Linked DNA regions of Homo sapiens: region 1 is linked to region 2. Evidence: chromatin contacts called from ENCODE Hi-C data. All regions are on one chromosome and are shown on one strand. Each heading gives the region's core, a stretch centred on a gene start or an enhancer-like site at or near the end of the contact. The rest is flanking DNA. Distances are from core to core; before and after follow the strand shown.

Region 1 (4,998 bases), core at 204-2,703, 2.0 Mb before region 2:
TCTAATGTGCTATATATTTTTCCACTATGTAAATTGTGCTGAACATAACTTATCATGTAACTTTTTCTTGGTGACTCAGATCTATCATTTATTGTTTGCTTCTTATACTGACAGATTCTAGGCTTTTATAGTTCTTCCTTTATTCTTTTTATGAGTTTTCTCGATTCCAGTTTGGCTGTTGTAACTTCCGACTGTCCCACTTACTTGTGAAATAGTGCTGCTTTATTTTACCCAGTTATGCTTAAGGTGCTTTTTTTCCTCCCCTCATCTCTTCTCCTTCACAGGTTCCAGCCACTCTGATGCCTTCATTTACACCCTGAGCTCTAGGCTCATGGGCCCAGTTGACTGGACACAGGTGCTTGGGTGTCCTGCAGGCATCCCGTGTGTCCCTCAGTGAACTGTCATTTGTCCCCAACTACAACCTACTCCTGAGTCATTCTCCCCGTGAATAGCAGCATCACCCACAAAGCTGCCCAGACAGAAAAGCCAGGTGGCCATTCCTGACCACACTGTGTCTCACCCCTGCATCTAATCAGTCACCACATCTTGCTTTTCCCTGACCCCCACAGCCACTATAGTTGATGGCACCTTCTTGCTCCAAGATGATTCGGACAGCTGTCTCTGTTCTCCCTGCCTCCCGCCTTGCCTCTCTGCAGCCCTTTCTCTGCCCTTCTGCCAGAGCACTCTGGCCTTCACCTTCTCTGGACTTAACACGCACACTGCCTTTCTTCCTGTTACCAGAGATAAAAGGTCCATGCTGCTGCCAGAGGCCCACCCTGCCTTTTGGGCATTAGATCCTGCCCCTCGTCATCTACAAGGGACCTTGCTCCCATCGTTATCCTCAGCCTTAGCTGATTGTGACATGTTCCTTCTCTGCTGTGGTGTGTACAGACATGCTCTAGTTTCTCCCACCTCTAGAGGTTCTCTCTAGATATTCCTTAGCCTCCTCCAGCTACCAGCCCATTTATCTGCTCCCCTTTACACAAAAAGCTTCCCGAAAGAGTTGTCTGTGGTCACTGCCTCCACTTCCTCCCCTTCCTGCTCTCAGTCCAGCTCCTTGCCCCAGCGCTGCACTGGAACTGCTATTAAGGTTGCCAGTGCCCTCCTTGTTGCCAGATCTTACTTTATCCTCTGTTACTTGCCCTCCCAGCAACATTTGGGCACAATGGAGCCCCCCCTCCATCCTGAAACACTGTGGCTTCTGAGCTACCTTCCACCTCACTGGACATTTTGCCTGTCTCTTGTGCCAACCCCTCCCCTGGCCAGCCTCTTAACATCAGTGTCCAGTAGCTCCTACTTAAACTCTTCTGTCCTCCATCTATCCTCCGCCCCTTGGCTCTTTCGTCCAGTCCCTGCCACTTTAAAACAAACAGTACTATCTGATGCCGTCCAGATACATAGCCCCAGCCCTGACCTTCAGATCGGCGTCTCTGCTTCATATTGTGTGCCCTCACAATATGACACGCCCTCATAGGCGTGTCACATGACCCATGTCCCAACTAGAGCACTTGATTTCCTCACTTTATTCCCAACTTGCTCCTCCCTTGGTCTTCCCCATTCCGTAAATGCCACCGTCATCTCATCCTTCCACTTCAAACCAAAAACCCCAGTGAGAATCCTCTTAGATTCTCTCATTTCCCTTGGTTCCCTTCATCTGATGCATGCAAGTCCTGCTTGTCAGCTCTGCCGCTGAACACCGCCTGCCTCCTTCATCTCTCCACATCCATTCCTCTGTTGCCTAGTGTTTTAAGAGTTTCCTGTCCAGTTTCCCGGCCTCTTCCTTATTCCTTCTAGAATTTTTTCTCCACACAGCAGCCAGAGATATTTTAAAAATGTGAGTCAGATCATGCTACTTCCTTATTTAAAACCCTTCAGTGGCTTCCTGTTGAAGAAGGTTTACATGATGTAGCCCCACCAACCTCACTGACCTCATCTTGAGCCACCACAATTGCCCACCTCACCTCTTCCCACTGCACTCCAGCCCTGCCAGCATTCTTATTCCTTCAACACACAGGGCTGTTCCTGCCTAGGGCCTTTACTCTAGCTTTGCCCAGGAAACTCCTTCCCCAGGTCCTTGCATCGCTGGCTGTTTGCTGCTATCCAGGGTTTCAACTCAAACTTAATTTACCTCCTCAGAGCAGCTTCTCCAGATGTCTTCATTCCCACCACCCAGTTACTCTCTGAAATTATCCTATTTTCTTTTCTTTGTAACGCCTATTGCAAAACGAGATGATATTGACCATTGTCTTGTTTTATCAGTCTTCACAAAAAGAATGTAGATTCTGAGGGTAGAGACCTCCTTTATCTTGGTCATTGTTATATCCTCGCACCTGTAACACTGCCTAATGCATTGTAGGTGTTTAGTAAGTATTTATTGAATGCAATCTGATCACATCACTTCTACCATTTCATTTCAGTGGCACTCTCTCTCTCTCTCTTTTTTTTTTTTTTTTTTTTTTTTTTTTTGACAGAGTCTCACTCTGTCACCCAGGCTGGAGTTCAGTGGCACAATCTTGGCTCACTGAAACCTCTGCCTCTTGGGTTCAAGCAATTTTCCTGCCTCAGCCTCCCAAGTAGCTGGACTACAGGCATGCACCACCATGCCCGACTGATTTTTGTATTTTTTGTAGAGACGGGCTTTCACCATGTTGACCAGGCTGGTGTGGAATGCCTGACCTCAAGTGATCCACCTGCCTCGGCCTCCTGAAGTGCTTGGATCACAGGTGCGAGTCACTGCGCCCAGGCTAATGAATTTTAATTTCTTTGCTTTCCATGTTTTATGCCACATTATAAGTTTTCCTTTTTAATGATTAACACAAGTGGCTCTTTTATATTGCATCAGAAATTATGTATAAGATGCTGCTTTCAAAGAACAAAAATGTGATTGGGGTTATTTATTAGAAGAGCTTGCCAATTCATTTCATATTTAAATACCGTAAACAGGAAGTTGATCCCAGCATTGCTCTTTGAATTGACTTTTTGCCTTTATTCTATTCTTTGTGGCCCTCTATTTGTCTTTCCTCCAGTTTTCCCAGTGTTGCTGACAAAGTAAAATATTTTCATGTGCTGGGATTTGCAGAGACCCCCCCCTCCCCCCGCCACCATGAGAATTACTGAGCAATAGAATTAGAGCCCACTAATTTATTTTAAAACTACAATTTGCATTCTATGATTTTTCAAATCACAAAGAAGACTTTCAAAATAATTGTGTTCATGCTGGTGAGTTTATGGCCTATTTCAGATCAGCTTGTAATAATTAACACTGCTTTCATTTTATCCCTTTCCCCTAAACCAAGGGTTCTGTGTGCTGATTATTTTTTTAAAGCTTTCCAAAGAACAGAACATTTTAAATAACTTTAAAGGATAAAAATAGTTTCTCTGCCACTGCATATTTGTTTTACTGCATTTCTAACACTGTAATAGATTTTTGTTTTTGTTTTGTTTTTTAATGTTTTAACTTGGTAAAAGTGGGTATTGGCTTTGAAAATAGCCACAAAATCTTTTAGCTTATCCAAAGCTTTACTTGAAATATATGCATCAACTTTCTAAAGATGCCCCAGTGGGTGCCACCTACCCATTTTACTTACCCTCATTTTCAGAACTCTCTCTAGATGGGGTCTGTGGCCCCGCCTTTCTGTCTCTCTCACCTTTTAGCCCACTCCCCAGCCTTACTCACTCAGCTCTACAGTTCCTCATTCTTTTCTACTACATTTACCAAATCCCTATTCGTGGGCCCAGCTCTGTTCTAGAGGACAGGGATATGCTGGTAAATAAAAGGTGATCCTTCTTGCAGTGGCACATTCGTAAGTATTTTACATTTAACTGTGTGTGATAAATCCTCTAATGGAGAGAGGTACAAAGTACAGTGGTGACATAGGCTTTTAGAAAGCCAGTTCTGCTTAGGGGATTGGCAAAGATTGGTGAGAGAATGGAATATCAGAACTGGACTCCCGGAGAGGAAAAGGAGGATTTGAGAGCTGGGTGTGAGTCCAGGTGAAAGGAATAGTGACTTAGTGGCAGCCATTCTTGGCCCAGGGACTTGCTGGTTGTTTTCATTTCCTGCTTCCTCCCTCCTAAGTGGTACAACCGAAAGTACTGAGGTGTAATCCTGCCATTAGCTATAATACTGTACTGCGTTTTGAATAGATAATTTGAGTCAGGTTTTCAATTCAGAAGGAATAATGAGCCACCTAGGATAGGAAGTCACTAGGGAGCTGTCTAGCTATACTTGGCTTTCCACATCTTTGAGTAGACCTAAATATGCTCTGGAGGTCACATACATCTCTTCGTCTTTGTTAGTGCTTTCCTTTTTTATCTCAAGACTTATTGTAAATAAAAAAGCTGCTTTGTTTGGTATGTTTTTATTTTGAACAGTTTTTTTTCCCCCTCAAGATTGATTTAGTTGTGGCTAAGGGGAAAAACTGAAGAGGCAGCTATTAGAGAGATTGTATTTCTGAAGAGGTTCAAACGATAGAAAGAAAATGACTATAGAAAGTAGCCATCCCGCGAAGAGTCTTTATGTCCTTGAATTTCATGTTCAACAACACTTATCTTGGAAAATGACTTGACTGGTGAAAGGAATCATTATAGGTGGATGGTGGGAACAGTCACCAGGTTAAAACATTTCAAGTTATGACTGAGATAAAAGAAATGACAGCTATCAAAAATTGTTGCTTTTAAAGGATTCCTCTAAAACATTGGCCACCATTAAATAAAGATGACCCTTTTAAAACTGCAGTTTTTAATTTGACAAATGTTAACCAAAAATCTGACCACCAGTGCTAAGAGGATTCATGTACCTAGTCCCCTTACCATTTGGTTTGTGGCTCTGTCATCTGAACGGGGTATCTGATCCTTACTGATAGGGAAAACATGGCCAGGAGGTCACCCTGAAACAGGATGTCAGGAACTCAGCTGATGGCACACCTTTCCCACCCTCACCAACTCCTTTGCTTATTGTTCCTCTCCTCCTGGACTGCCTTTTTTCTTCTTTTGTTG
Region 2 (4,935 bases), core at 2,182-4,681:
CTAGGGCATTTTAAAACACCACAATTACAACATAGGTTTAATAATAAAAAATAAAACACTAACATCCAGTGATCACTCAGTGTATAATAGTCCTTACGCATATAAAGTACTTTATAGAATTATCTCTTGTAATCCTTCCCAGCACCAATGCATACAATGGTTTAGGTTGGACATTGCATGAGAGTAGCACAACTAAAAAGACTGTCACATCATAGCCCTTTTTATCATTTTGAAGACTGTTCATATTTTTATCATAACTTGGCTAACTTTAAAGATGACAGAGCTATATATTTATGAAGATAGTTTACTGACAGGTGGCAGTAAAATGTCTTACTTAATAGGATTGATATATATTACATTTTGCTTGGACTTACAAAGGAAGAATATATTTGATTATTAAAAGATCTTGATGATCTAACAACATTCAAAATAACCTACATTTCTAAATAAGATTTTTTTCTCACTGAAGTACTAACTGATTAGTATCTTAAATTTTTTTCAAATCTTTATACTTCATATACTCTGGCACTTGTCTTCTGTACTCAAGTAAGATAGCAGAGTTCTATTTTAAGTATACAGGCATTTTCATTATGATACAAATAACTAGGTAATAGCTAATATAATTTAGCATCAATAATATACAAAGTATGTATTAAATTGACAAATTAGAGATTACTATGTAACAATCTGCTGATTATATTAGAGCACTTGTTTATTTGTTGCTATGGAAATTTTATAATTAACTGCTGTTAAAATTTTTGACTTGTTATCTATAAATTTGATTTTCTAATTGTAATTAAAAATTCAAAATGAATATTACATTGTTTAATCATTTGATGTACAGTATTTATTCAGAATGACTTTATGTTTGTATAATTGTAATTAATGATAGTATATAATATACTAACTTCAAAAGTTCTTTTTTCACTTGAGGAATGAGAGCCTTTCTCTAATTCACACAAAGGTGTCCTGTGGGCTAGCAGCAGCCTTGATCTTTCAGCCAATTTCATGATGGAGAAGATACTGTTATTATCTCCTTTTTACAGAAAGGGAGGCTTAGAAATGTTAAACAATATGCCCACATCACAGAGATAGCAAGTCATGGGGCAAGATTCAAACCCTAGCAGTTTGAGCCAGAGCTCAACGTAGGCAGCGTAACTCTCACTGCTGAATAGCAAGGTTTGAGGAATTACAGGTATCACCTCCCAAAAAGGACCTCCCATACCTTCCGGTCCGGATGGACATTTCTCCCACCGATGTCACTTATTGATTATGCAACAAAAGTGAATGCATTTCTTCCGGAAGATCACAGTGGTGACAATAGAAGCTGATCAGAACTAGCAAGATGGAAGAGTCATTCAGTGTGGATTTCCAAAAATATGTGTATGTTTCAGGAATTGATGAGAAGCACATTTTGATGAAAAACAGACCTAGATTCAAATTATTCCTCTGCCACCTACTCAAGAACCCTTCCTCTCAAACTCCTGGTCCCCCTCCAGCATACAAAACCACATCCTATATATATCTCCAACCATTCACCTGTCCAAGCCAGGAACCTGGGAATCAGCCTTGACACCTTCCTTTCCCTCCCCACCCCACTTCTTCGCACCCATCGCCAAGACCTGTCCTTGACTTTGCAAATATCTCACACACATGTTTCTCACCCTGTGTACCATTGCCACCCTGGCCTCACCATTATTTCACCCCAGAATTACTATAATACCCTCTTAACCACTTTCCCTTCTCACACTCTGACTCCTCTCCCATTTGCTCTCCCCACTGCACCCAGATTGACTATTCATCTCATCAAAGAATGCATTCCCTTAAAACCTGCGAATGCAATGCCTATCATTTCTAAACATCAAGCTCTATCCTAGCCTACACAATCTTACAAGATGTGCCACCTCTCCTTCTCCAGTCATCTCCTCTATACAGCAGACCTGCCTGCTGATTCTCAGATACTCCCAGCTCCCTCCTACACCAGGGCCTTTGCACATGCTTTCTCTTTGGACTACCTAACACCCACGTATCTTTCATTACTCAGCCTCACCATCAGAACCTCCAGGTACGCGCTCCCTGACCTTGGCCTTTCCTTCATATCTCTCCTCACGTCTACTGGCCCAAGGGCAGATCTGGTCATTCTGTGCTAGCTTCTCCTATACTGCATGTTTTGTTTTTTCCTTCAGAGACTTTATTACAGGTTGTAATTATACATTGATATATGGTTATTATTGGTTAATGTCTGTCTTCTGCCGTGGACTATAAGCTACATGTGGGGACTATAAGCTTGTTCAATAGCACACAGAACTATGTAGCTATGAGCAAATTACTTAAACTTTCCCAAAAAAAAAAAAAAACAGTGTGGGGGAACAATACTGCCTCAAAGGTTTTTGGCAGGCTTAATCAGCTATGTAAAGCACTAAACAGAATAGGCTCATTTACTCGATACATGGTAGCTATTCCTGCTGTTATTCCCTACAATATGCTGTGGGCCGTCAGAATTTGTCCTCATTTTAAAATTGTTTCTAGTCTCGTAAAAAGGGAAAACATTCACACAAATAATTAAAACACTATAGGATAAGAGTCTATCACACTAGCCAACAGGAGGCCTGACCTAACAGGCTTTGGCCTTCGCAAATGTGAAGTCGCCGACATTCAGGATACCTTCTATCATCTCTCCTTTAGGGACCATCAGGATCCTGCTGCTTGGATCACAAGCATGGCATTATCAAGAGATTGGCTCAAACACCATCTCCTCAGTGTAGACCTTCGTGATGCTGCCAAGAAGAATTAACACCTTTTTCATCCCATGTCCTCCAGCAGTGTGTGTCTGTGTGTGTCCCTATTAAGAAATTGAAGTTCCTCAAAGGCAAGAATCATGTTTTTCATTTCTATATTCCTAACCAAATCAACTACAATAAATGCCCAAATAAGTTTCATTGAATGAATGAATGAATGAATGAATGAATGAAAAGGAAATTAAAATTACACACACAACAGTGGATATGTAGAAAAGACAAGCACAGCAAGAGCAACTAGGCTGCCCAGGGAGGCAGTATGCAAGTCCAGAACCTAGCTTATGTTCAGAGGGCTTTCAAAAGACAGATCAAAGGAAGTGGAGCCTGGGCAAGAGGCAGCCCTAGTCTGTTTACTCTTCAGTCACTTTGTAACTTACCTGCTGCCCCCACCCCAGGTCTGCTTTGACATGAGATCTTTAAATGTTGAGGTGGGAAGGGGGGAATCGCTTAACTGCTATCTGATTCTTCATCTGTAAAATAAAGCTACTGACACTGACCTTCCTCATAGAGCTATTGTGTGGGATAATTAATTAATAATTGCAGAATCCTTTAAGAGTATAAAGTGCAACATAAATGCTAAGCATAATTTCCACACAGTCTCTGCTGGCTCTTCTCAAGCACATTCCGGCGGCCTCGGGGTCTTTGATCTGCTGTTATCACCTGCAATAGAGCAAACAATGCCTTTGTATCATTAAGCAAATACATAATGAATGGTATTCATTGTTAAAGGTTACTTAGCAATATAACTTTTTTTTTGCCTTTTGAATGGGAACATCCACCGGTGAGAGGATTACGTAAGCTAATAGCTAATGTATCAAAGGAAAGGAGAGAAAAGAAACAGCCATGGCAACCAGAGCAATAGGGCCCAGGCTTTGGCCCTCAGAAGAAACCTGTATCCACCTAGCAAAAGGAGGATAAGGACTAACTGGGAGAAAACCAGAGGGGATGGTGAACAGAAAAGTCAACAACAGGAAATGGCAGACTGTGGCCTAGTCATCCTCTGGCTGTCAGATCTCGGCTTATTGCATGAGACATAATCTGCCATCTTCAGGAGTGTGAACCTGGTCCTCTTCGAGTCTCTGGGTTCTTCCCTTCATGCCGAGTGGTGCTTTGGTGGGAAAATTGTGTTTTTCTTTGAATATAACCTTTTCTAGAGATAGAGGTGGGCGGCACTATGATCAGAGAACCTTTATCCTCTGCATTCCTCCCAATGCTCGGCTCTTCCCCGAGAAATGGCCCTCAACCCAATGCAGGGGCAATGGCTAGCCCCAGGAACAATCATCCCAAGATTCTCAAGGTAAGTGAGACAGACCACCTCCTCCCATAAAATGCAAAAAAGCTCACAACTTGTTCATTGGCTCACTTGATTTAATATCAAAAGATTGGAACAGTGTTACAATTCCCTTAAGTGTTCCTTTGAGATTTAAACAAAAGAAATAACAAATGTTTACTGATTTGGTTTGGATTGTTCAAGTTTAGACTTCAGTACTCTAGCACAGTCTTAAGGTATTTGGTAATTCTACAAGTTTAATTTTTAAATGTTAGAGTTAACTTTTATGTCATGTTTTTCAAAAACTATGTGAATTTACAATGTACTCCTCTCCCTATATTCCTTTAAATAATACCCAAAACACAACTCTCATATACCCCTCTATGTTTTACTGCCTTGGCTACAGGGATTTTATGTCTCTTATTTGGCATTGCTGTTTATTGTCACTTCCCCCATAATTCTGGTTTTTGCTGCCCTGTTTTTTTATCCTTTTGAAAGTCTTTCTTCACTATGCTAAGTCAAACTTTGAAACTCTTGGTAAATGCCATAAAATTTTTCTTAACATGGAACAAGATCGCCACCCAGTGGCCATGCTGAGCTTCACTCTATGCATTTTTCCAGATTTTTCCCCTCACACTTTTATTTATCTGGACTGCAGAACAGAGGTGTCCTTAAAGAATAGCCCAGCCCCTTCATTTTTCTGAGGAGAAAACTGAAGGTCAGAAAGGTTAACATTTGGTCAAGTCCACAATACCACAATAAGACCCATGCCTTAGGCCAGGCTTCAGTCCTCATGTTTTCAAGGACTACCTCAGAACTGGAGGTGACCTTCAGGATCAGCCAATCCAAGCCCTCTAACATACAGAT

The links. A loop is a pair of places that touch in the nucleus more often than their neighbours do. Pooled maps may share reads with other maps.
Region 1: a pooled map of heart left ventricle shows a loop between it and region 2 (2.7-fold over the local background). The contact joins two enhancer-like sites. A Hi-C loop is called at or near these places in 7 of 50 pooled maps.

The regions. Positions count from the first base shown.
Region 1 is chr6:157,301,931-157,306,928 of GRCh38, reverse strand. All of the region lies in intron 3 of TMEM242 (transmembrane protein 242), which reads left to right. Among named protein-coding and RNA genes, the nearest start is that of TMEM242, 19 kb to the left of the region's middle. Within about 2 kb of position 1,453, at least 14 of the 41 ENCODE cell types and tissues checked have a DNase peak (open chromatin) inside an H3K27ac peak, as active enhancers do.
Region 2 is chr6:155,327,412-155,332,346 of GRCh38, reverse strand. No RefSeq gene overlaps it. Among named protein-coding and RNA genes, the nearest start is that of TFB1M, 15 kb to the right of the region's middle. Within about 2 kb of position 3,431, at least 2 of the 41 ENCODE cell types and tissues checked have a DNase peak (open chromatin) inside an H3K27ac peak, as active enhancers do.